2 separate regions of the Homo sapiens genome follow, and region 2 is linked to region 1. Evidence: chromatin loops called from intact Hi-C (ENCODE). Cell type or tissue: B cell. All regions are shown on one strand. Links, peaks and the distances in the headings refer to the core of each region. The heading gives the core; the rest is flanking DNA. Region 1 overlaps PTPN5 (protein tyrosine phosphatase non-receptor type 5). Region 2 has its middle 8.5 kb from the start of SAAL1.

Region 1 (11,898 bases), core at 4,698-9,697:
CAGGGGCTAAGCTGGTGGACAGACTGGAAGGAAATGCAGAGGCAAGAGGCATGGAGAGTCATCCCGGAAGATGTCAGGAGGAGACAGACTCATAGGTGAACTTTTTTTTTTTTTTTTTTTTTGAGACAGGGTTTCACTCTTGTTGCCCAGGCTGGAGTGCAGTGGTGCGATCTTGTCTCACTGCAACCTCCGCCTTCCAGTTCCAAGCGATTCTCCTGCCTCAGCCTCCCTAGTGGCTGGGATTACAGGGGCCCGCCACCAGGTCCAGCTAATTTTTGTATTCTTATTAGAGATGGGGTTTCAACATGTTGGCCAGGGTGGTCTCAAACTCCTGACTTTGTGATCCGCCTGCCTCGGCCTCCCAAAGTGCTGAGATTACAGGCGTGAGCCACCGCGCCCGGGCAGAGGTGAACTTTAAAGGGTGGGAACAACTTGGAGAGATGGGGGTAGGGGAGACCAGCGCCCTCAGGAGGCAGAACGTCACAAGCTCAGACTCAGAGGCAGGACTGAGAACAGCAGATTAACAACAGGGGAGAAACAGGCCTAACTGGAAGTAAAGAGAGGCCAGATTCAAGAAGCCCTCACATGCCAGGAGAGAAGTTCAGACTCAGAGCTCTGGACACAGACAGTGGTTGGGAGGTGCAGATATTCCTGGGATCTCAGAAAGAGGCTTCTCTCCTTCTGGAGAATCAGGGAAGGCTTCTCAGAGGAGGCGGGACATGAGATGAGGATGGGGTGTGTGTTACCACAGAGCAAGCAGCACGAACCTAGGTCCCGAGATAGGGATGCCCAGGGAGGAATGCTGCCCAGGGAGCATGGAAGAAGGCAGCCATTGGCCAGGTCACTTTTTGTCTTTTTCTTCATTCATCAGCTATTTATTGACTGTCTATATATGGCAGGCTGGCTCTCCATAAACAATAGTCATTATCATATTTATTACACACTCAGCATGTGCCAGGCACTGTTCTGAATGCGTCGTGAGCACTAACTCTCTTAATAGTAAATGTTTGTTGAATGAATGCGTGCACTCAAGCCAGCCCCTGGGCTAGGAGTTGGGGGCACAGCAGCCCCTGGATTCAAACATCTGTGAGGGCCCATAGCTGCTCACACCCCGTGTCCTCCTTCCACAGGAAATCCCCATGAACTTTGTGGATCCGAAAGAGTACGACATCCCTGGGCTGGTGCGGAAGAACCGGTACAAAACCATACTTCCCAGTGAGTACTCACTGTCCCAGAGGGATGGGGGCAGGCTCAGCTTCACCTGGGGATCCCCTCACCCTGAGGAGGACCCTCAGCTGGGCCTCTAGGGGTGACAGGACTGGAGGAGGTGGGACAGAGGGCTGGGGGTTGCTGGCTGAAGGGAAGCGCTGCCCTGGTGAGGCCAGAGGCGAGTACATTTCCTCGCACAGCACTCTCTGGTCCTTTGCCCTGCCTGGCCACATGTTGTGCTGGACCCTCTAGAAACCCAAAGAGAAAGGGTGGTAATGACAGCAGTTCCTAGCCACACTGTGGTAACCGAAACTCTTTTCAGAGTGGGCAGATTTTAAGGAAAGGAAGTTAAGGCTTAGAGAGGTTAAGTGGCTCACCTGCAGTCCCACAGCTAGGAAGTGCAGAGCTGAATTTCAGACCTGGGCCTCTGTGATCCCAGAGTCAGGCTCTCTGTCTACACTGTGTGGAGTGTGGTCGAATTGTAAGCCCTCTAACAGGGACATCCACTCCCACAGGCAAATGAGTTGTCTCTGTCAGGGAGTGAGCTCCCCATTACTCAGTATATTCAAGTGAGGCGGCACGAGCAGTCCCCTAGAAGGTCTGAAAGGGGTTTTCCTCCTTTGGGGGCAGTTAGACCAGGTGACCTGATGCTCCTCTTTCAGCCCTGGGGTATCATTTTCAGATAACTTTTATCAAGCCTCGATGAGCCTGCCACCCTCGCCAAGTTCTGACCCCAGTCCCCAGGGCTAGCTTGGGCGTTGACTTGTTGAAAGTGAATCCCCATAAACCTACTCCATTCAGTTTGTGGAGTAGCGAGGCTTTTAAAAAGCAGTTTTGCCATCAGCATCTCCAACAACATGTAAGATGTCATGACTTATTTTTAACTTTTAAAATATCGACTTGTAGTTGCTATGGTTACACAGTCTCTAGGTAGTTCCGGTTAAACAAAGAGCCATTTAAGGCCAGGATGCATTATTCAGGGATGCTCACCTCTTCCCTCGTCTTGCCCTCCCCGATCCCAGCCCTACCTGGAGGGAGGGACTCGAGTATCCTAGAACCTTGGACTTTGCTGGCTGCTCAGAATGGCCACTGGGGGAAGGTGGGAGCAGACTAGGATTCCGTGCAGATGCAGTCCCCGCTGCATTCCAAGAGGCTTGAGCTGCCTCCAACCATGCCCTGAGCCTCCAGGCCCCCGAGCCCAATAAAGAATCTTGTCTGTGTCCAGCAAGAATGGAGCCTGTGCCCTCAGAGACTGGGTTGGGGGGTGCAGAGGGCAGGTGAGGCTGAGCAGAGGCTGCCTCTGAGATCCAGGACGCGCTGAGGTTTGTTCTCTCATTCACTGGGCACACATTTCCTCGGCTCCTGCCCCAGGGGCTGAGGATTTAGACATAAATAGGACACAGACTCTGTGCACAAGGAGCTTCCAGCCTAGCGGGGGAGAGAGGTCCATGCACAGTTACAGTCAGAGTGAACAGTAACCCACAGGCAGCATTGAGAACAAGATGCTGGGAGCAATTTCTGTCCCCTTCTCCGCCGTGTCCCAAGCATCAAAGCAGTGCTGCCTGGCACATGGTAGACATTCTGCACCTATTTGGACTGTTTTAATTTTTGTAGAGATGGAGGTCTTGCTCTGTTGACCAGGCTGGTCTCAAACTTCTGGCCTCAAGCTGTCCTCGCCTGCTTCGGCCTCCCAAAGTGCTGGGATTATAGGCATGAGCCACCATGCCGGGGTCTGCACCTATTTGAATGAATGAATGAATAATATCTCTCAAATCTACATCCTCTTCTCCAGCCTCACTGCCAAATGATGTTTTTGAGGTTAGGGCTTTCATGTTGTCCAATTCCAGGGGACACAATTTACATAGACTACATTGACATAAGTGCCCCCTGGAGCCGTGCCAGGCTGGACAGCCCTGTGATCCTTGACACTTCTTACTTGGATCATTGCAGTAAACCTCTAACTGGTCTTCTGGCTTCCACACTCTCCTCTCCATCTTCTACCATTGTCACCAAAATGAGGCAAAACAAATCTAATTGTGTCATTCTCTTCCTTAAATGCCATCATTGTTGTCACCCTCGTAATCCTCAGGTTTAAGTCCAGCTTTTTTTTTTTTTTTGGGGGAGACAGAGTCTCACTCTGCTGCCCAGGCTGGAGTGCAGTGGCACAGTCTCGGCTCACTGCAACCTCTGCCTCCTGGGTTCAAGCAATTTCTGGCTAATTTTTGTATTTTTAGTAGGAACAGGGTTTGACTGTGTTGGCCAGGCTGCTCTCCAACTCCTGACCTCAAGTGATCCGCCCACCTCAGCCTCCCAAAGTGCTGGGCTTACAGGCTTGAGCCACCACGCCCGGCCTAAATCCAGCTTTCTAAGCCTGGTTTATAAGACCCTTTGTCGCCTGGTTCCTCTCCAGCCTCACCACTCACCACTCCCTACCCTGCACTGTGCACGTGAATCTGACAGAACAGCATTGCCTGCAGACAAGGAGAAGGGAGACGGCCCATACAGAGCTTCCTGCCCCTCTCTGCTGCAGGTCCCCCAAAAGCCCCCCTCCCGTTTACCCTGTCTCCTCTCCATCCCTGCCACCCTCTACACCCCCTCTTCACAAGAACTGCCCCAAATCACCTGCCAAAACCTTAGACATTGGGGTTGGGCTAAAGAGGCGAAGCTTGTGCCCTTTACCTCCCCAATTTCTCCTACTGGGTTTAGGATCCTTCTTTTTATCCTTTAACTTGTGGAACTTGTAATAATGTCAGGAATAACAGCAACTGATACTTCGTGTTGGTCCTAGTTACTGGCATAAGGACTCTAGTTGTTAAAGTTAACTCCTTTACAAGATAAGCAAGGTCATTGTGGAATGACCATCCCCAGATTACAGATAAGGCACAGGGAGATAAAGTAAATTGTCCATGTTGACACTGCTAGTAAGTCAGAATCAGGATTTGAACCTAGCCTCTCTGGCTCAGCGGTGTAGACTCTTAATGACTCCCCTATACTGCCTGTGAGAGCCTCCTAATGTGCACACTGGAAGTGCCTTTAGTCCAGTCCTCCCTATTATAGGAAAGAAACTGAGGCCTGGACAAGTGAGCTGATGACAAAACTAAACCAGAACCCAGGAATCTGGGGCCCCAGCCAGCTTCCCCCTTACCCCATACAACCTCAGTCTTGGCCTCTGCAGGCTGACAGAATAGTCAATGCAGAGAGGCTGTAGCTGGAACAAAACAAAATCTACTCCAGGAAGAAGAGCAGAGTGGGGGCTGGGCACAGTGGCTCATGCCTATAACCCCAGCACATTGAGAGGCCGAGGTAGGAGGATCACTTGAGCCAGGAATTGGAGACCAGCCTAGTCAACATAGCAAGACCTCATCTCTACCAAAATAAACAAATAAAAATAAAAAAATAAATTTAGCCAGGTGCAGTGGCTCATGGCTTAGTCCTGCTTACTCAGGGGGTTGAAGCAGGAGGATCACTTGGGCCCAGGAGTTTGAGGCGGCAGCGAGCCATAATCGTGCCACTGCACTCCAGCTGAGTGACAGAGACCCTTTTACTATGGGATTTGACATGTGAATAAATTGAAAGGAAAAAAAACCTTTTTGCATATGTGGACATGAGGCTGAGACCCCACAGTCTTAATCCAGATAGAGGAGACTATCGTTTTCATGTTAATAGCCTCCGTCAACTTTCTACTCCCGAATCTTAACAGCCCTTTATATTTATAAAGCACTTTACAGTTTACACAGAACTTTCACATCTCTTTTCTCATTCATCTTCCCAACAGCCCAAGCAAGTAGGCATCTTTGCCTCCATTTGACAGATAGGAAAACTAAGGCTTAGAAAGGCCATGTGTTTTACAAGCCTACACAGCAAGTCAATGACAGTGTGTACTCAAGCTAGCTGTCTCTTGCTGAACAAGATCTGTACAGGAATTTCCCTAGGTAATTCCATTGTTGACTTAGCTGTCTCCTCTCCAGAAGCTAAGATGCAGTGAGTATAGGGCAACTTAAGAGGCACAGGCTAAGGATAGAGACAGAGGTAGAGACCCGGGGACCCCCCTCTCTCTCCACCCTCCTCCTCATCCTGAGTCCTCACCTACAAAATGAACCATGAATGGGTCAATGTTTTGCTGCTGGGCAAGGGAAGGAAGAACTGCTAATGTCGCAGAAGAAGTGTGGGTATGCTGGAATAGGCCAGAGCAAGTGGGTCCTGCACCAGAGGGCCCAGTTTCCAGCCTTACTTGTCTCCCACCACCCCAGACCCTCACAGCAGAGTGTGTCTGACCTCACCAGACCCTGACGACCCTCTGAGTTCCTACATCAATGCCAACTACATCCGGGTACGTATTCCCACCCTGACGGCCTCTTGCTCAAGGGGAGGCCTGAGTCGATGGGATCCATCCTCCAGCCTTGTCCCTACACCAGTCTGGCTCCTGCCAGCTCCTGTGAAGAGCCTGAGTGTGGGGATGGGGTCCTGGGAGCACTGCCTCTGACCCTGACAGCCTGGACTTGGCTGGCCGCAGGGCTATGGTGGGGAGGAGAAGGTGTACATCGCCACTCAGGGACCCATCGTCAGCACGGTCGCCGACTTCTGGCGCATGGTGTGGCAGGAGCACACGCCCATCATTGTCATGATCACCAACATCGAGGAGATGAACGAGGTAGGGACCCCCGTCCCCATTCTAAGTGTCTGCTACATTGCGCCCTACACTAAGTATCTTGTTCTCAAATTAATCTTTATGACAATCTCAAGAGGTCGGCGGTGTTCACTCCGCTGCCAAGATGAGGAGATGTGAGGCTCGGTAAGGTTAAGTCATTTGCCCCGGGCTTCACAGATAGAGGCATGCCTGGAGGTGGCCTCTCCACTTCCAGTGCCCGTGACCTTAAACACAGCACTCTGCTGCCTCCCAGCCTGCCAGGACAGATGTTGGCTACTCCTGTACCCATAAGGGCCCATTTAACCGAATCTCCATAAAAGTCCTTCAGATGGGTAGCACTTCTGTTTTCCAGAGGAAGAAACTGAGACTCAGGAAACGGAAGTAGCTTATAGAGTTTGCAGCTGAGATTTGAACCCAACACTCTGTAGCAGCAACCCTGTTGCCCTTGTGTATCTCTCCGCTGGCCCTGAAGAGAGTGTAGAGAGTTGTGGGAAGGGAACAGGATTGTATGGCAGCCTGATCTGGGCCCCTGCAGAAATGCACCGAGTATTGGCCGGAGGAGCAGGTGGCGTACGACGGTGTTGAGATCACTGTGCAGAAAGTCATTCACACGGAGGATTACCGGCTGCGACTCATCTCCCTCAAGGTGAGGCCTGGGGCAGGGCTGGGTGAAGCTGAGGATGAGTGTAGGGGCTTAACTGGGGGCTCCACAGAGAACAGGTCCCCCAAGTCCACTGTAACTGACATAAAAGCCAGTGTCACTCCCAGATTTTCTGATAATTACGGATGAGTGAGAGGTGAATGGACTTGGGAGCCAGAGGTAGAATCAAACCCCTTGCATTTCCCAGTCCTCAGTTACATTTCATGCTGTTGGGCTCTCTCTGTCTCTCTACTCTGTCATTCATAATGCATTCTAGCTATGCTTCAAATGTACCCAAGGCCAGGACTGTCTGGATGAGGGGACTTCAGCAGCCTCCAGCACTGTGCTTATAATTGAGGGTTCATCATGACTTTGAGATCCTCCTTAGAAACATCTCTTCACCTGGGATCCTGGGCTTCTGGCCTGTAGTGCCCAATCTGTCCACAAGAGGGCAGGCACTCTTTGCTGCTTTGGGGTTGTACAGGGGGCTGTGGTTACAGAAAACAGCAAGAAAAAGGAAGACACACAAAATATGAGCAATACAAAACAGCCCAGAAGAGTGGGAGAAGGTATCCTCCCACCCTGAAGTTGTGCTTCCTCCAGGATCAGCATAATAGAGGAGACTGTTCCTTTGAAATCGGGATTAGTGGATTCTGTTTGTGAGAAATAAGACCCATGTTTAGGGAAGGCTGTAATTGTAATAACCCCAAAGGCTGGAAGAGGTGAACCAGGCATCAGGAAGCTGATGCCCTATCCAGGAGCAGCCAAGGAAGTTCATTGATGCTGACAGCCACAGGGGTTACTGAGCACAAGACCGGAGACTTGGCCCTCTGAGCTGTTCCCTCTCCCACTGAATAGGGGCCAGGTAGGGTGTCGAGAGCATCTCAGCCCCCAAGAGCAGTGCCCCCACAAGCAGCTCTAAGATCCAGGTCTTGTTGGAGGGCATGAAGGGCCAGGAAGTGAAAAGCAGAAGTAGTGGTCACTGTCACAGCCAGGTAACTCAGGACTTGAGAAAATGGCTTCCTGAGTAGAAATTCCCCAGAAAGACAGGCTGAGATGAGGCAGGGCTGCTCACCTTCTCAATGCCATGGAGATGATGAGGGAAGAACCAGGGCATCTTGGAGTTTGAGGGAATTTACTTTTGTCCATAAGACATTACGAGCACCTGGCCTGAGCTTGGTTCTGGGTTGGATACTGTGAACACAGAGCTTCCCAAAGCTTGGACTCTTTCCTTGAGAAGCATTGTATAAGATGGTAAGTACTGAGCTAGAGATAGGTATATAGAATATAGGATATGTATATCATATGATGTTATATTGGATGAATATAGGATATGTATATCATATATGTATGTATATATGATATACATATCCTATTATACCTATATATAAAATATATATAATATAAATATATAATATATAAAATATATATAAAATATAAATATATATATAGGTGTGTGTGTATATATATATGTATAAAAGAAGGACACTCTGCCAGCTGATGTGCTCAGGGAGGGCTTCCTGTACATGGTGGTGCTGAATGGGGTCTTGAAGGATAAGTAAGAGTTGACCAGGGGCAAACAAGTCAGGAGAACATTCCCAGTGAGAAAATAATAAAAGTAAGGACATGGAAGATGGAACACTTGTGTGCATGTATGTGTGCACATGTGTTTGTGTGTGCTGCTGAGATTTTACCTACAAACCTTTTGGAGTGTGGGAGCATTGAGTACAAGTACGCAGGGGCAGGAGGTGTGTCTGGAAGGGCAGGCCCTGTAGCAGTTGTCTTCCTAGCCAGGTGAAGGACTGAGGAGAGTGGGTCTTATTCTGAGAGCAGTGAGAGACATTGAAGGATGTTGTGGTCTGCTCAGGCTGCTATAACAAAATACCATAGACCAGGTAGCTTGTAAGCAACAGGTTTATTTTTCACAGTTCTGGAGACTGGGAAGTCCAAGATCAAGGCACCGTGACCCTGGTGAGGACCCACTTCCAGGGTCATGTCCTCACGTGGCAGAAGGAGTGAAAGCTCCTTTTGTAAGAGCACTGATCCCATTCGTGAGGGCTCCGTTCTCATGACTTCATCACCTCGCAAAGGCCCTCCCTTCAAATACCACCATGTTGGGATTTGGTTTCAACATGTGAACTTAAGGGGACACACACATTCAGTCCAAAGCCACAGGTTTTCAGCAGGAGAGCAGCATGTCCAGATGTGTGTTGTACACAGACTATTTTGACTCTGTGGATCTGAGACAGTTGGGGATGAGGCAGAAATCTCCCACACTCGAGCAATGATAAAGGTCAAGGTGGCAGTGAAGCGGGGAGTGTGAAGAGGTGGTAAAACTTGCAGCACTAATTGCAGCACTAAGATAGAGGCGAGTCACGCAGGCGCAGGCGAGGCACAGCAAGAGGCGAAGAAGAGTCCCGGGGCTGGGTTATGTGACAAAGGGATGACTGGGGGACCATTTGTTAAGATAAGGAACCCTGGAGATAGTAATAAATTGGAGAAGGGGCTCTTGGCCCCTCTTGGATGATCCTGAAGTTGTTGGGGCAGGACCAAAGGCAAGATCCATGCCAACGCTGCTGACCAACCCCCAAAACCAAGCTGGCTTTGGGTCTGTGTCTGGTGCCACTGGGCAATGTGGCCTAGATGGAAGGGTGAAGGGGTCCCACTCTCAGTGTTCTTCCTGTGTTCTTCCTCCTTCCATCTCATCTCTATCTCTGGGCTGGTTTGTGAGCTGAAAGAGTTCACACATACCTGGGGTGGGCCTCTGTCTCCTCGACAGAGTGGGACTGAGGAGCGAGGCCTGAAGCATTACTGGTTCACATCCTGGCCCGACCAGAAGACCCCAGACCGGGCCCCCCCACTCCTGCACCTGGTGCGGGAGGTGGAGGAGGCAGCCCAGCAGGAGGGGCCCCACTGTGCCCCCATCATCGTCCACTGCAGGTGGGTCCTCCCAGCCAGCCACTGGAGCGGGGCAGCCCCCCACCCGCTGGGCTGCCCTGCCCCTCACCCCACCGGTCCCCTCGGCCCTCAGTGCAGGGATTGGGAGGACCGGCTGCTTCATTGCCACCAGCATCTGCTGCCAGCAGCTGCGGCAGGAGGGTGTGGTGGACATCCTGAAGACCACGTGCCAGCTCCGTCAGGACAGGTCAGCCCACGGGCGGGAGTGGGGACACACAAGGGAGCTAGAGCCCCGAGCGGGTAGAGGGAGAGACCCACATGTGCATGGGCGGGGGGTGAGGGGCAGATGGAAAACACTGGCACGGACTGATGGGCAGACAAGGAGTAGCGAGGACAGCTGGGTAGAGGGGCAGGATCCAGACAGTGGGGGGCCAGATGAAGAGGGAAGAAAAGCAGAGCTGGTGGATAAAAGGACAGAGGCCGAAAGTGGTAGGACATGTCATCTGTGTCCCTGATAGGAAGGGGCAGAGGGTAATGGTTGGCAAGGGTTGGTCTCTCCAAGACGCACAGGGGCAAGGCCTGGCAAGTGATTGCTACTCCATGGCTTTTGGGGCACCTCCCACAGCCCATCCCTCCACGACCCTGCCCCCACTGTGCATCTCTGCCGGGCAGGGGCGGCATGATCCAGACATGCGAGCAGTACCAGTTTGTGCACCACGTCATGAGCCTCTACGAAAAGCAGCTGTCCCACCAGTCCCCAGAATGACTGCGCTTCTCCTACAAGGTTCTCTGGGCACTGCCCAGCCTGAGTCTCGGCCCTCACCCAGGGCCCTGCCTCGGGTCCTGGGCCTGCTCCCCGCTTCCTCCCCTTCAGTCAGCTCCCTCTGTCCTCTGTCAGCCTGGCCTGACCCCTACCCTCCAGCATTGCTCTTCCTACTGTACATATTGGGGAGTGGGGGGCAGGGTCGGGAAGGGACATGCCAGGCCAGGCCTGGGGCCCCGGGGCCTGACCCACACCACGCAGACCCCGGGCTCCAGTTTTTAACGATGGTTCCATCAATACCTGATCCAGAATGTTTCCGTGCTACACTTTGTGTCCTGCTGCAATGTGTTCTGTCTGTCCATCCATCTCTGCCCTCTGTACCGGACACTGTGTCTCCTCAGCCAGGAAGGGGTAATGAGCTCCAGCCCCTAAGCAACCGGACTTGCCTGCCTCGGCCTCACCCGCACTTCTCCCAAAAGGCAGATGACGGGGAGTTAGGCATGGGGAGCTCCAGAAGGTCACCAGAGAGCTTTCAGCTGAGGGAGAGTTCTCTAGGTTGGAGTGGGCATCACAGCCAGGGTGGCCTCTGGGTGTCAGATGCTCTCAGGAGGGTGCCCAGCCTGTGAGGCACTGGCAAGGTAGGGGGCAGATGGGGCATGGAGAACCCAGAGGATCTAGGCCCTGTTGGGGAGGGGAGGGGAGCTCAAGGTTTGGGTGGGGACTCAGCCCAGATCTACGTGAGACATTTTTCTGTGTCACTGTGGGAAAGCCTTCCCAGAAGTCTCACTGCGTGTTGCTCTGCGTGTGTTCCCATGTCCATGCGTGTGTTGAGAGCCCATCAGGAGGGCATGCATGACTCTTTGGCAACATGTATTATCTTGGAGCCACGTGTTTTTATTGCTGACTTTAAATATTTATCCCACGGCAGACAGAGACATTTGGTGTCTTTTTATAATTCGCTCGTGGTCATTGAATAGAGCAATAAACGGAGCATTTTGAGCAAAACTAACCTCCTGGGTCTGTGTGATTTGCCTCTCCCCTCCACTGCCTTCCTTCCTGTACTTGGGTCTTTGTGCCCCTCCCCAGCATGAGCACAGTGAGCTTGGCCCTTCTGCTCACTGGAGCCCCTTGTGGAGACTGGGAGTATGGAGCGAGTCCAAATTTGTAAAGCCAAACTGGGAACATTCTGCAGGATTCTCACACAGCCTCAGCCCTGGCCCTGACACATGCTCTGGGCCATGGGGAGCCTCAAGGACAGGTGTGGAAGGCTTCCAGGGAAGGCACAGTGGCTGGCAGGTCACCATTTCCAACAGATGTGCCAGAGAAGCCAAGGCTAGGGTAAGGAGACATTCAGGTCACACCCAGGCCCCTCCCTGTTGGCCAAACTCTTATCCCATGTTAGCTCCACAGATCCCAACAGCAGCTGCAGCCCAGTAATTTCCCTTGTAAGGCCTGGGCTCAGAGTAGCTCCTCCCAAGGGGCCCAGGGAATCTGCATGTGGGCTGAGATCCTGAGCCATCCTGGACACTCCTGCTCTATTCTTGTCCCCTGCCCCCCTGGGATGGAGCAAAAGTAGCCATGATGCCACTGCTGGCAGGTGGGGGTCACCCCAGGGCAGAAGGAGGGGTCCAGGGCAAGGGTGCTGACCAACAAGTCCTTACAAGGTGCCAGAACCTTGGGTGGGATCCAGGGTCCAGGCATGCGGGGTGTGCTACAGATGATGAGAAAACAACAGGGTGG
Region 2 (11,898 bases), core at 2,800-7,799, 620 kb after region 1:
GAGACCGTGGGGAGAGGGAGAGGAGGGAGAGGGAGAGGAGGGAGAGGGAGAGGGAGAGGGAGAGGGAAGTCCAGGATTTTCTTTTGTGGTGATGAAAATGTTTTGGAACTAGATAGAGGTGGGTATAACATTATGAATTAACTAAATACCCCGAATTGTAAACTTTAAAATAATTAATTTTATATTTGGTGAATTTCACCTCAATTAAAAAAAAAATTAGAAAAAGGCCAGGCATGGTGGCTCATGCCTGTAATTGCAGCGCTTTGGAAAGCCAAGGTAGGAGGATCACTTTGTGCCCAGGGGTTTGAGACCAGCCTGGGCAACATAGCAAAACCCTGTCTCAAAAAAAAAAAAAAAGAAAGAAAGAAAAAGGAAAAGAAAAAAAAGAAAGAAAGAAAGAAAGAGAGAGAGAAAACGGTAGAAGAAATAGGGACTAAAAACATTATATACTGTAGTCTACTCCAGTGATTTAATAGATCTAAAAGGCTCAGAAAACTGAGCCTTTTGGAGATGGAGAGACCTTCCCAAAATCACATCACTGGCTAGAAGCAGAGAGGTAGGGCAAGAACCCAGAAATTCCATACCACTGACCACCCAGCGTGTGTGTCTGATGGAGTTCAGCCTCAGCACCTTTTCCCTAGCTGACTCGTGAGATTACCGAAAGATTTTTCTTTCAAGTCTTTCACCCAGACTTCAAAGATGATTTTATGTCCTATTGTTACAGGACAGGGCTCAGGATCCAGACCCCCAAGAGAGGGTTCTTGGATCTTGCACAAGAAAGAATTCAGGGCGAGTCCACAGTGCAAAGTAAAAGCACATTTATTAAGAAAGTAAAGTGACAAAAGGACAGCTACTCCATAGACAGAGTAGAACGTTCCTGAAAGTCAGAAAAGGAACGTGTCCACCCTAGGCACAATTGCTTGTATACATGGGGAGATGTGTTCTGCTACAAGGGTTTGTGATAACAGATTTCTTCTTTTCTTTTTCTTTTTCTTTTCTTTCTTTCTTTCTTTTTTTTTTTTTTTTGAGACAAAGTCTTGCTTTGTTGCCTAGGCTGTAGTGAAGTGGCACAATCTCAGCTCGCTGCAACCTCTGCCCACCAAGTTCAAGCGATTCTCCTGCCTCAGCCTCCCAAGTAGCTGGGATTACAGGTGCCCACCACCACGCACAGCTAATTTTTGTATTTTTAGTAAAGACAGGGTTTTGCCATGTTGGGCAGGTTGGTCTTGAATTCCTGACCTCAGGTGATCCACCGCCTTGGCCTCCCGAAGTGCTGGGATTACAGGCGTGAGCCCCCGCACCCAGCCCTGTTTTCTTAATTACTATATTTTGCAAGAATCAATATTATTATCTTTTTTTTTTTTTTTGAGATGGAGTCTCACTCTGTCACCCACGCTGGAGTGCAGTGGCACAATCACGGCTCACTGCAACCTCCACCTCCTGGATTCAAGCAATTCTCCTGCTTCAGCCTCCCAAGTAGCTCGGACTACAAGCGCGTGCCACCACACTCAGCTAATTTTGCTTTTTGTATTTTTAGTAGAGATGGGGTTTCACCATTTTGCCCAGGCTGCTCTCGAACTCCTGACCTCGTGATCCACCCACCTGGGCCTTCAAAATTGCTGGGATTACAGGCGTGAGCCACCGCGCCCGGCCAATGTTATTATCTTCAAAGAAAAATTAGGAATGTCTTTGTTCTCCAAATATTGGGATATTTGCACACTCCCAAGTCTGGGTCTGTTTAGTAAACATTACGAATTTGTTCCCTTAACTGTAAACATCTAGAGGTTAGGAATGCCTAACTTTCTGAGCACGCAGCCTAGCAATCTCAGCCTCATTTTCCTAGCCCTCATGCCAAATAGAGTCGCTCTGGTTCAAACGTCTCTGACACTATGTGAAAATAAACCTTGGTCCTTATAACTGTAGTTCTAATTGGTAATCTTACTTACTAATGTCTTAATAATAGGTTGCCTTGGTAACAATATTGTAATTAATATTTCTGTCTCCTGGAAAATATAAATTATTATGCGTTTTCTTGGTTAAGGTGGAAGCTCTAAAATTAATTAAATGCTTTACACGTGCCCAGAATTAACCCAAGTCCCTGTCAGCATTAATCATTTAATCCTCACAACAACCCTACAAGGGAGTTGTATTTTTCTGCATCCTTCCTATATCTACTATTCTGGTAACTAGGATTCATTAAATGTGAATTTTTTGAGGGTAGTGATTTTGTATCATTATTTTCTTCATTTTATATTTAGGGAATATAAAGTTCTTCCCGCTGGTCTTCTAAGACTGGGGCTTAGGTCTGAGATGTCATTCTTAGTCATGATACCTGTGGACTTTTGGGCTTTTCTGATTTTTGTTTTTCTAATTCCTAATAGAATTAAGCCTTAGTATTCTCCTCTTCTACTTAAATTAATTGTAACTTAAAAGAATGGAGGTGTCTTGGGCCTCTCAATCAGCCTGGTCACACAAGGTTATCAGAGTAGTGCTACCATCTGATTTACTGTTCAATCCAGGCCATTGTAGACAATGAAAAGATGTGCCACTATTAAGCTTGGACAATAGACACTGATCTCATGCAAACCAGCACACGTAGTCACTTGTAAGAGACTGTTGGAAAATCCCTTTAAGGCCTGGGGACTCTGATATCATGACAGGAAATCTTTCTTTTTCAGGAGAAACAAGTGAAAAGAACTGACTGCCGTTATTGTCTATTATTCTCAGCTTGGCACCATAAGAAACTGCGTGTACCTTCCCGGAAGGCAGAATACATTAAGTAACAAAGGAAGAAAACAGGCAAGGCTTGTCAAAGTCCCTGTGAGGAGTTCCTCTTGGTATCTAGAAATCATACTCGCTTTCTTGCTCTTTTTCCTGTGAGTCAGTGTGTCACTTTGTCACCCAGGCTAGAGTGCAGTGGTGTGATTATGGCTCACCATAGCCTCCAACTCCTGGGCTCAAGCAGTCCTCCTGCCTCAGCCTCCTGAGTAGCTGGGACCACAGGTGCATACTACCACACCCCGCTAATTTAAAAAATATATATACAGATATATAGTGGAGATGGGGTCTTGCTATGTTTCCCAGGTTGGTCTTGAGTTCCTGGCCTCGAGTGATCCTTCTGCCTCAGCCTCCCAAAGTGCTGGTATTATAAGCATGAGCCAGTGTCTCCACGCCACTTGCTTTCTAATACTTCTGTATTAGTCCGTTCTCATACTGCCATAAAGAAATGACTGAAACTGGGTACTTTATAAAGAAAAGAGGTTATATTGGTTCATGGTTCTTTAGTCTGTACAGGAAGCATAGTGGCTTCTGCTTCTGGGGAAGCCTCAGGAAACTTTCAATATGGCAAAGGCAGAGCGGGAGTGAGGCATCTCATATGGTGGGAGCAAGGACAAAAGAGAGTGAGGGGGGAGGTACTGCACACTTTTAAATAACCAGATCTCAAAAGAATTCACTCACTATCACGACGACAGTACCAAGGGGGATGCTGTTAAACCTTTCATGAGAAACAGCCTTCCTGATTCAATCACCGCCCTCTAGGCTCCACTCCCAACATTGGGAATTACAATTGAACATGAAATTTGGGTGGGGACACAGATCCAAACCATATCAACTTCTATCAAAGAAGAGAATGACTTGAATAAAACGAGAAAGTAGATTTCCAGCATTGAATGGTTCCAAAGGGAGTAAAATAATTGTGACAGGATGTGATCATTGGCCCTCAATTTCTGCCTGAAGAAGAGTAGGAAAAAGGAGGTCTGGACATCACATGCCCTGCTTTATGAAGCAGCTCCTCCAAGTACACCATGACCAGTGGCTGTGGATGGTTGACAACTCCCCTCCTCTTCCCCCTCTTCTACTGTCTACTCCTGGGACCAAGTGAGCCACGCCAGCTCAGATACTACACTGACCACAGGGAATCCCACCTTTTCCAAGGAATGGAAGTTGTGTAGGGAATATTCAAATGTTGCTTAGCATTGCCTTAGATAAGAACCAAAGGGACAGGGAAATCCTCTGACAGCTATCTGCCTTATAACTTTCATTTTACTGTGCCTAAAATATGCTCAGAACCCAGAAAGAGGCATAATTCCTAATTTTGGCAGGCTCTAATCTAAAATAATGATTCTCAAACATGGTGTGACTTTTGTCTATTTGCTTTATCCTGGGTCACTGCTCCTCTTCTGTCAGATACTGGGATTCCAATGAGACAAATGGAAATGGAGACGTAGACCCTCTGACCTTCTATCTTTTATCTATACACATACACCTGTGTGTGTGTGTGTGTGTGTGTGTGTGCGTGTGTAAAACCGAGTGGGTTTTTTTCTTGGAATGAAAGAATGGACTAACATTACAAAAAATAAAAACTTGAAACAGAATGTGTATTATCCTTGGTTGTGTTTCCTTGGCCCTGCAGCAGGATGAAGCTCTCCACTGGCATCATTTTCTGCTCCCTGGTCCTGGGTGTCAGCAGCCAAGGATGGTTAACATTCCTCAAGGCAGCTGGCCAAGGTGAGGTCCACAGGATAGGGGGCAGGAGGCTGCTTCTGGCTGCCCCCAGGATGCAGCTGAGCAGAGGCCACATCCCCACTGGGCAAAGGTGCTAGTGATGCCACAGATGGATAGAGAAGGGGCATGGTTTTTCATAAGCGTGGTTCCTCATGCTTTTCTGGACAGCTTTGACACTCTTCTATGAGGATCCTCCAGCCGAGGTCGCATAAGGTGTGAGCTGCCTCTTTTCAGCAGGACCATGAGAGAGATGTGGAGTTGAGGGGTGCATGTTCCCATAATACCGGTGGGGCTCTACTGCCCCCTAGTGGGAAATCTGGGACAGTTCATGTCTATGTCTCCTGGGAAGCCAGGAAGCAGGTGGATCAAAAGTGTGAGGCGAGTCCATGGGGAAGCTGAACGGAGCCAACCGTCCCCATAAAAACAACCAAGCTTAGCTGAGATTTTAATACGTACTAGGCACTGTTTAAATGTACTAATGAATTGGTTTCCATCATTTAGTCCTATGATGCAAGCAGCATTATCCCTTAACAGAGAAGCTAACACACACACACACACACACACACTAACACACACACACACACACACACACACACAAACCCCAAGATACGTAAAGAAGTTCCAAAGCAGAGCAGGATTAACCCAGGCAGTCTTGCTCTGCAGAACTTGCTCTTAATCAAGGTACTCTGCTGCTTTCAAAACAAGAGTTTCGGATTTGTGAACACATAGCTCATCCTTTATCTAAGAAATGGCAAATAGGATGTGGTGCCTTTGGAAGGTAAGTCTAGCTCCACTTATCCCAGTAAAACCTACAGTGAATTACCTTGATGGTGGTTCTACTGGGGCTTATATATGGCCAGGAAACTGCTAGCAAGAGAAATATACCCCGAGGGCTGGGCACAGTGGCTCACACCTGTAATCCCAGCACTTTGGGAGGCTGAGGTGGGCAGATCACCTGAGGTCAAGAGTTCGAGACCAGCCTGGCCAACATGGCGAAATCCTGTCTCTACTAAAAATACAGAAATTAGCCGGGTGTGGTGGCATGCGCCTATAATCCCAGCCTCTCGGGAGGCTGAGGGAGAAGAATTGCTTGAACTCAGGAGGCAGAGGTTGCAGTGAGCTGTGATCACACCACTGCACTCCAGCCTAGGAGACAGAGCAAGACTCCATCTAGAGAGACAGAGAGAGAGAGAGAGGGAGAAATATACCCCACTAGCCATAATAAAGTGGCAAAATTTTGTTTTCAGAATGCAGTATTTTAAATTTCAGGTATTATTATTTTTCTGAGTCTCTGAAAAATGGTTTTAAGGATTTGCTTTTAATCCTATTTACATGTTCACACACTCAACTACAAATATCTTTCATTCCTTAGGTTAATATTTTTCAAAGGGTTGTTCTGGGACCACTTGCGTGAGAATCACCTGGATTCTGGGATGCTTTGTGAAATGAAATGAAGATTCCCGGGTCCATACCCTACCCCCTGCCCCCAGCAGCCACAGTCTCTTGGGACAGAGCCTAGAAATCTTGCCTTTGCTAAGCACCTCGGTAGATTTTTATGCACAGCAAAGGTTGAGAACCACTACCTCTTGTTTTGCTGCTGAAAGTGATAAAATGTGCCAGGAATTTTGGAAGTACTTATTAAGCCAATCTGAACATCAAGGAGCCATTTAAGTCAGTAACTCAGAGGAATAAGTAGAGTAAAAATGTCATAAACTCTCAATAAAAGCAATCAATTTAACACCAGGAGTAATAAATGCATAAAATGAAGATGAGTTATCTAATAGAGAAATTATATAAACCATGATTATAACTCTATATTTGAGTTCCCCCTTTTCCGTAATCAGTTAATTTTCTAAAAAATCTTCGTCACTTAATTCTAGCTTGATCAGATCCCTTCAGTCCGTAACTCCCTGCTCCTCATCTTAGTTTAGCCCTTCTTTTTTCTTATGCCACCTTTCCTAAGGACCAGAGAAGTGAAATGATAATATATTGGCCACCTACAATGTTCTAGACATCATACATGTATTTTCTCTGCTCTTCTGCATAATCACTGTGAGGCAGGCAATACTCCTCCATTTCATTGGGGAGGACATTGAGGTTCTGAACTAGTGGGTCAGTTGTCCTTTTTCTGAATTTGATTACCCAGTAGTATAAAGCTTTCTTAGGTAACTCACCTTTATCACTTGCTGACTGAATTCTGACAGATGTCAGTTTCTAATTATAGCCTGGACATTCAGATGTATTCAGGACCAAGTTGTCCTCACTCTACCTACAGGCATGAATTTCTCTCATTGACTAGGTTAGGAGCGCCATATGTCTGCAGCCTCCCTCAGAATCCCCTGTGTTCTCACACCAGGGAACTGAGGGTTCCCTGGGTCCTTCCAGGTAGAAGTTCATTGTACAATGAAACATCCCTTAAGGACCATTTCATCTCTTCTTTAGGTGCATCACACATGGTTAAAACAAAGTAATAACAGAACTTAGAATGGAATCAAACAGAATGAAACTTACACCAAGTACAATTCTCATTACATTAACCCAGAGAAGTGAAAAGTAGAAGAATATTTATTTCAAGCCAATATAATTTCCAAGGGCTTTGTTGAAGGCTGAAATCTTCGGGAGGAAAGTAGTGAGAAGAAAACTGTTCATTCCTCTATTTTCCCAGTATATAATTGTTTTGATCATTTTCTTTCCTTTCCAGGGACTAAAGACATGTGGAAAGCCTACTCTGACATGAAAGAAGCCAATTACAAAAAATTCAGACAAATACTTCCATGCTTGGGGGAACTATGATGCTGTACAAAGGGGGCTTGGGGCTGTCTGGGCTACAGAAGTGATCAGGTAATGCACATTCCTGATGTTGCCAGGAATGAGTGAGCAGAGCTTGACTGCCTTGGACAGTCAGGAGAGAGGTAAGCTCCTTGCAGAGAAGTTAGAGGCTGCAGCCCCTCCTCCTCTTGCCCTCTCTCTGCCTGTGTGCTTAGTGCGAGGGTCTGAGTGGATGGTAGAAGTGAGTGATTCCTCACCCTCCCTCTCTGGGTGCTGTTCATCCAGCCTAGGGGTGCCCAGCCTGGCTGAGTGGGGCAGTGCCCAGGCAGGGTCATTGTTTTCACCCCTCCTTCCTTGGCCTTCCTGGGCTTCTCCCAGAGTCCTCCCTTGGAAAGCAGAGAATGGGAAGGTGGGCTGTTGCTCACTGGCCTGGTGATTAATCTCCTTGCTTGCCTGGACTACAGCGATGCCAGAGAGAACGTCCAGAGACTCACAGGAGACCATGCAGAGGATTCGCTGGCTGGCCAGGCTACCAACAAATGGGGCCAGAGTGGCAAAGACCCCAATCACTTCCGACCTGCTGGCCTGCCAGAGAAATACTGAGCTTCCTTTTCAATCTGCTCTCAGGAGACCTGGCTGTGAGCCCCTGAGGGCAGGGACATTTGTTGACCTACAGTTACTGAATTCTATATCCCTAGTACTTGATATAGAACACATAAAAATGCTTAATAAATGCTTGTGAAATCCAGTTTGTTATTGGAATCTGGAAGCAGAATATGACAGTCTTCCTGGGATCATGGGCCTGTTTAGTACCATAGGGATGACCAATAAACATCACTGTTTTATTTTTTAAAACATAAAGCACTAATGCACAATAGTGGGAATTGGGGAGAAAACTATATCTATACATGGACCACATTGTATGGACCATAATATGGACCAACTATAAGCCTATAATTATATGGTTCATAAAATAGAAAAGATAATAAGATAATCCTATGAACAACTTCAGTAATGAAGCCTAAAACTAAATTAAAAATCAACAAATCATAGAAAAATACAATTTACAAATACCGACTAAAGAAGAAATGAGAATCTAGATTAGCCTGTAATTATTTTAAGAGATTAAATCTTCTTACAAAGAAAACAGCAGGCCCAGATGGTTTTGTAGACAAATAATATGCCTTCAAAAAGGCAAATAAGGGCCAGACATGGTGACTGATGCCTGTAATCCTAACACTTTGGGAGGTTGATGCGGGAGGATTGCTTGAAGCCAGGAGTTTGAGACCAGCCTGGGCAACATAGCAAGCCCCCATCTCTATAAAACAAAAAACAAACAAACAAACAAAAAACAGCCAGGTGTGGTTATGTGCACCTATCATCCCAGCTGCTTGGGAAGCTGAAGCCAGAGGATAGCTTGAGCCCAGGAACTCAAGGTTGCAGTGAGCTATGATCACACCACTGCACTCCAGCCCAGGTAACAGAGCAACACCCTGTCTCTAAAAAGAAAGAAAAGAAGAAATGGAAAAATGAAGAAAGGAAGAAGAGAGTTAGAAAGAAGGAAAGAAATAAATAAAGATGCAAAAAAAAAAAAAAGCAAAAGTACTTGGAGTTACAATGAATTGGCCCCAGCAGTGACCATCTCCAAGTTCACTGTGTAGCCTGAGGTTATTCCTTTCATAATCCCAGAAAATCCTGGATTCTTGGAGAGGGGTGTTCTCAGACACTCCACATAGTTTATTTCCCAAGTTGGATCCTCTCTCCTGGGTCTTGCTGGCCCAAGTATCTCTGGTTACAGTGGACTGTTTCTAGGCCCCTCTATGTCCAGGCCTCCTTTCTGTCCAGTCAGCTATGTCCTTTCCTTTTTTCTTCCCCCCAGGAATCTGGATTCCTCAGTGTTCTCTTTCCCTGCCACGAAGGCATAATCCCAGGAATCTTTCCCCACTTCATTTCCCAAACCCAGTGTCAACCAGTCCCTGTCCATGGTACTAAGAAATACCTTTCAAAGCTATTTCTCTTATCTTTTTGACTACTCCTTGGTTCGTGCCAGGGTAAAATGTCATCTTCTCAATGAATCAGATCTGTCAGCTCCTAAATCCTTACCCTGGGGTAATAATGAATGCCTCTATAGCACTTTGTTCATGCCTTCTTGAGAATCCAGTTCCATCCTTGTCAGAGTCAGTGGTTAATATGGCAGTACTCCTGCTGGTTGATTTTCAAGCTCATCTAAACGAGTCAATGGCAGTGAAAGAATGTGTGATCATGATAAAGGTGGTAGAATGACAGTTACTATTCATGGTGCGGTGACCAAGGGCCAGGCACTGGTCTAAGTGATTTCTTCTGTTATCCACTGGATCCTCACACTTTAATTATCCTTATTTTAGAGCTCAGGAAACGTGAGGCACAGACAATTTAGATAACATACACAAGTTGCACTGCTAGTTTGATGCTAGAGTCAACATTCTGAACCATTTGCTGTAACTAGCAATTGCATTGGAGTTTAGAACTTATAAAACACGCTTGCACATATGAGTTCATGTAATCACTGCTCCTATGAATGTATTCCATGAGCTACCCTAGTTAGTAATCTATGAATCTCATATCAAATCTGTGTGTGTGAGGAGCAATAAGGAGCTGAGAAAAAACCAGCAAGATGGAGGAGGTTGCATCGCTATTCAAGGGAGCTGTGGAGAGGCGTCTCCAGCGATGGAGGTGGTATATGTGAAGAATCCACAACACACATACACAGAATCAGCTTCAAACACCTGCTGGGCCCAAAGAACATGAAACCATCTTATGAAAACACCAGTCAAGTAAGAATTTTCCTTTCCCTCCCCTCTCACTTCCAATCCTTCCCCCCTAATCGGGGAGAGGTCAGAAAGAGCAGCTGTCTATCTGTGGGAGGAGGAAGCAGGGAAGGAAACAAAGTCATCACCCCCCTCCAGACTGAAGTACCCATCTATAGTGGGCTTAACTAGGAAAGGGGAGAGAAATTTTCATTTTAAATGAATTGGAAGCTTCAAATCATGACTTGGACCTGGACTTTCTAGTTACCATTTTGAGATAAACTAAATGCCATCAAACCTGTGGCTTTAAATTACTACCTGTATAACACTGTTTGTTTTGTTTTGTTTTGTTATTTGAGACAGAGTCTTGCTCTGTTGCCCAGGTTGGAGTGCAGTGGCATGATCACCACTCACTGCAGTCTCAACTTCTTGGGCTCAAGCTACCCTCCCACCTCAACCTCCTGAGTAGCTGGGACTACAGGTGCTCCCCACCACACCTGGCTAATTTTAAAAAGAACATTTGTAGAGACAGGGTCTTACTATGTTGCCCAGGTTGGTCTTGAACTCCTGGGCTCAAGTGATCCTCCCACCTTAGCCTCCCAAAATGCTGAGATTACAGGCATGAGAACACCGTACCTGGCCTGTACAGTACTTTCAATAACCTTTGAGTAACTAGGGAAGGCATGAATTGACTTGTGTTCAGGATCAAAGTGAGAGATATTGGGACAAAAAAAAAGAAAGGAAAAAAAACCTGCTTTCTGGTTATAAAATGTAATTCTGTTTGATTAGCACACTGATGACATTGGAGAGTGTGTAATAACTAAGGATTATGATTAATCCAATTCTGTGCACCTGAGATCCAAAGAGAAAAGAAAAAAAACAAAACTCATGGAGCCTAGCTGTGAGTATCAGACTCAAATAAAAGTTGAGAAGACATTGGGAGGTTATCTCAGTAATGCCAACAACTTACAAATGAATTTTAGACTGGCCTCTTTCTTTTTTTTTTTTTTTTTTGAGACAGGATCTCACTCTGTCACCCAGGCTGGAGTGCACCGGTGCGATTTCAGCTCACTGCAACATCCACCTCCCAGGCTCAAGCCATCTTCCCAGCTGGGAATACAGGTGTGCGCAACCATGCCTGGCTAATTTTCATATTTTTTGTAGAGACCAGGTTTCTCCATGTTTTCCAGGCTGGTCTTGAACTCCTGACCTCAAGTGATCAGCCCACCTCAGCCTCCCAAAGTGCTAGGATTATAGGCATGAGCCATCGCGCCCAGTCCTGGCCTCTTCTTTTTAAAACTCATTTTTATTTTATTAAGAATAAAACAAATAATATACCATGAGTATATGTCAAAATTTAACATAAATTATATATCATAAACCAGCAAGTATTGAATTGTGGACTCACATCAATATGATGGTTGGTAAACATAACCTATATGTGTGTATATGATAAAAGAAATGAGTTGGGAGGCCGAGGCGGTGGATCACGAGGTCAGGAGATCGAGACCATCCTGGCCAGCATGGTGAAACCCCGTCTCTACTAAAAATACAAAGAATATTAGCCAGGCGTGGTGGTGGGCACTTGTAGTCCCAGCTACTCGGGAGGCTGAGGCAGGAGAATGGTGTGAACCCGGGAGGCGGAGCTTGCGGTGAGCCGAGATCGTGCCACTGCACTCCAGCCTGGGCGACAGAGCGAGACTCCATCTCAAAAGATAAATAAATACATTAATTAATTAAAATAAAATAAATAAAAGAAATGAGCTGGGTATGGTTGCTCATGCCTGTAATCTTAACACTTTTGGAGGCTGAGGTGGGAGGATCACTTGAGATCAGG

Evidence for each region. Hi-C counts contacts between places; a loop is a spot of excess contacts. Peaks named below come from ENCODE experiments on the same cell type or tissue, not always from the same donor. Only the 100,000 strongest peaks of a DNase experiment are listed, where the experiment ranks them.
Region 2: a loop joins it to region 1, with 35 times the contacts of the local background. A loop is called at or near these places in 48 of 110 quality-filtered maps.

Annotation. Positions count from the first base shown.
Region 1 is chr11:18,727,197-18,739,094 of GRCh38, reverse strand. PTPN5 (protein tyrosine phosphatase non-receptor type 5) reads left to right here. Exons shown (of 15, transcript NM_006906.2): 9 at 1,131-1,215; 10 at 5,460-5,539; 11 at 5,723-5,860; 12 at 6,393-6,503; 13 at 9,277-9,437; 14 at 9,529-9,642; 15 at 10,068-11,167. The coding sequence ends at 10,161. The region is part of intron 2 of IGSF22-AS1 (IGSF22 antisense RNA 1); the gene reads right to left. Among named protein-coding and RNA genes, the nearest start is that of IGSF22, 7.0 kb to the right of the region's middle. RefSeq lists enhancers at 7,061-7,180, 7,366-7,505, 7,536-7,615. In B cell, for the core only: CTCF peaks have their summits at 6,738 and 6,939 (motif pointing right); DNase peaks (open chromatin) are centred at 6,964 and 7,424; H3K27ac peaks cover 551 bases.
Region 2 is chr11:18,108,597-18,120,494 of GRCh38, reverse strand. It overlaps the pseudogene SAA3P. Among named protein-coding and RNA genes, the nearest start is that of SAAL1, 8.5 kb to the right of the region's middle. In B cell, for the core only: CTCF peaks have their summits at 4,608 and 4,809 (motif pointing left); a DNase peak (open chromatin) is centred at 4,804; H3K27me3 peaks cover 445 bases.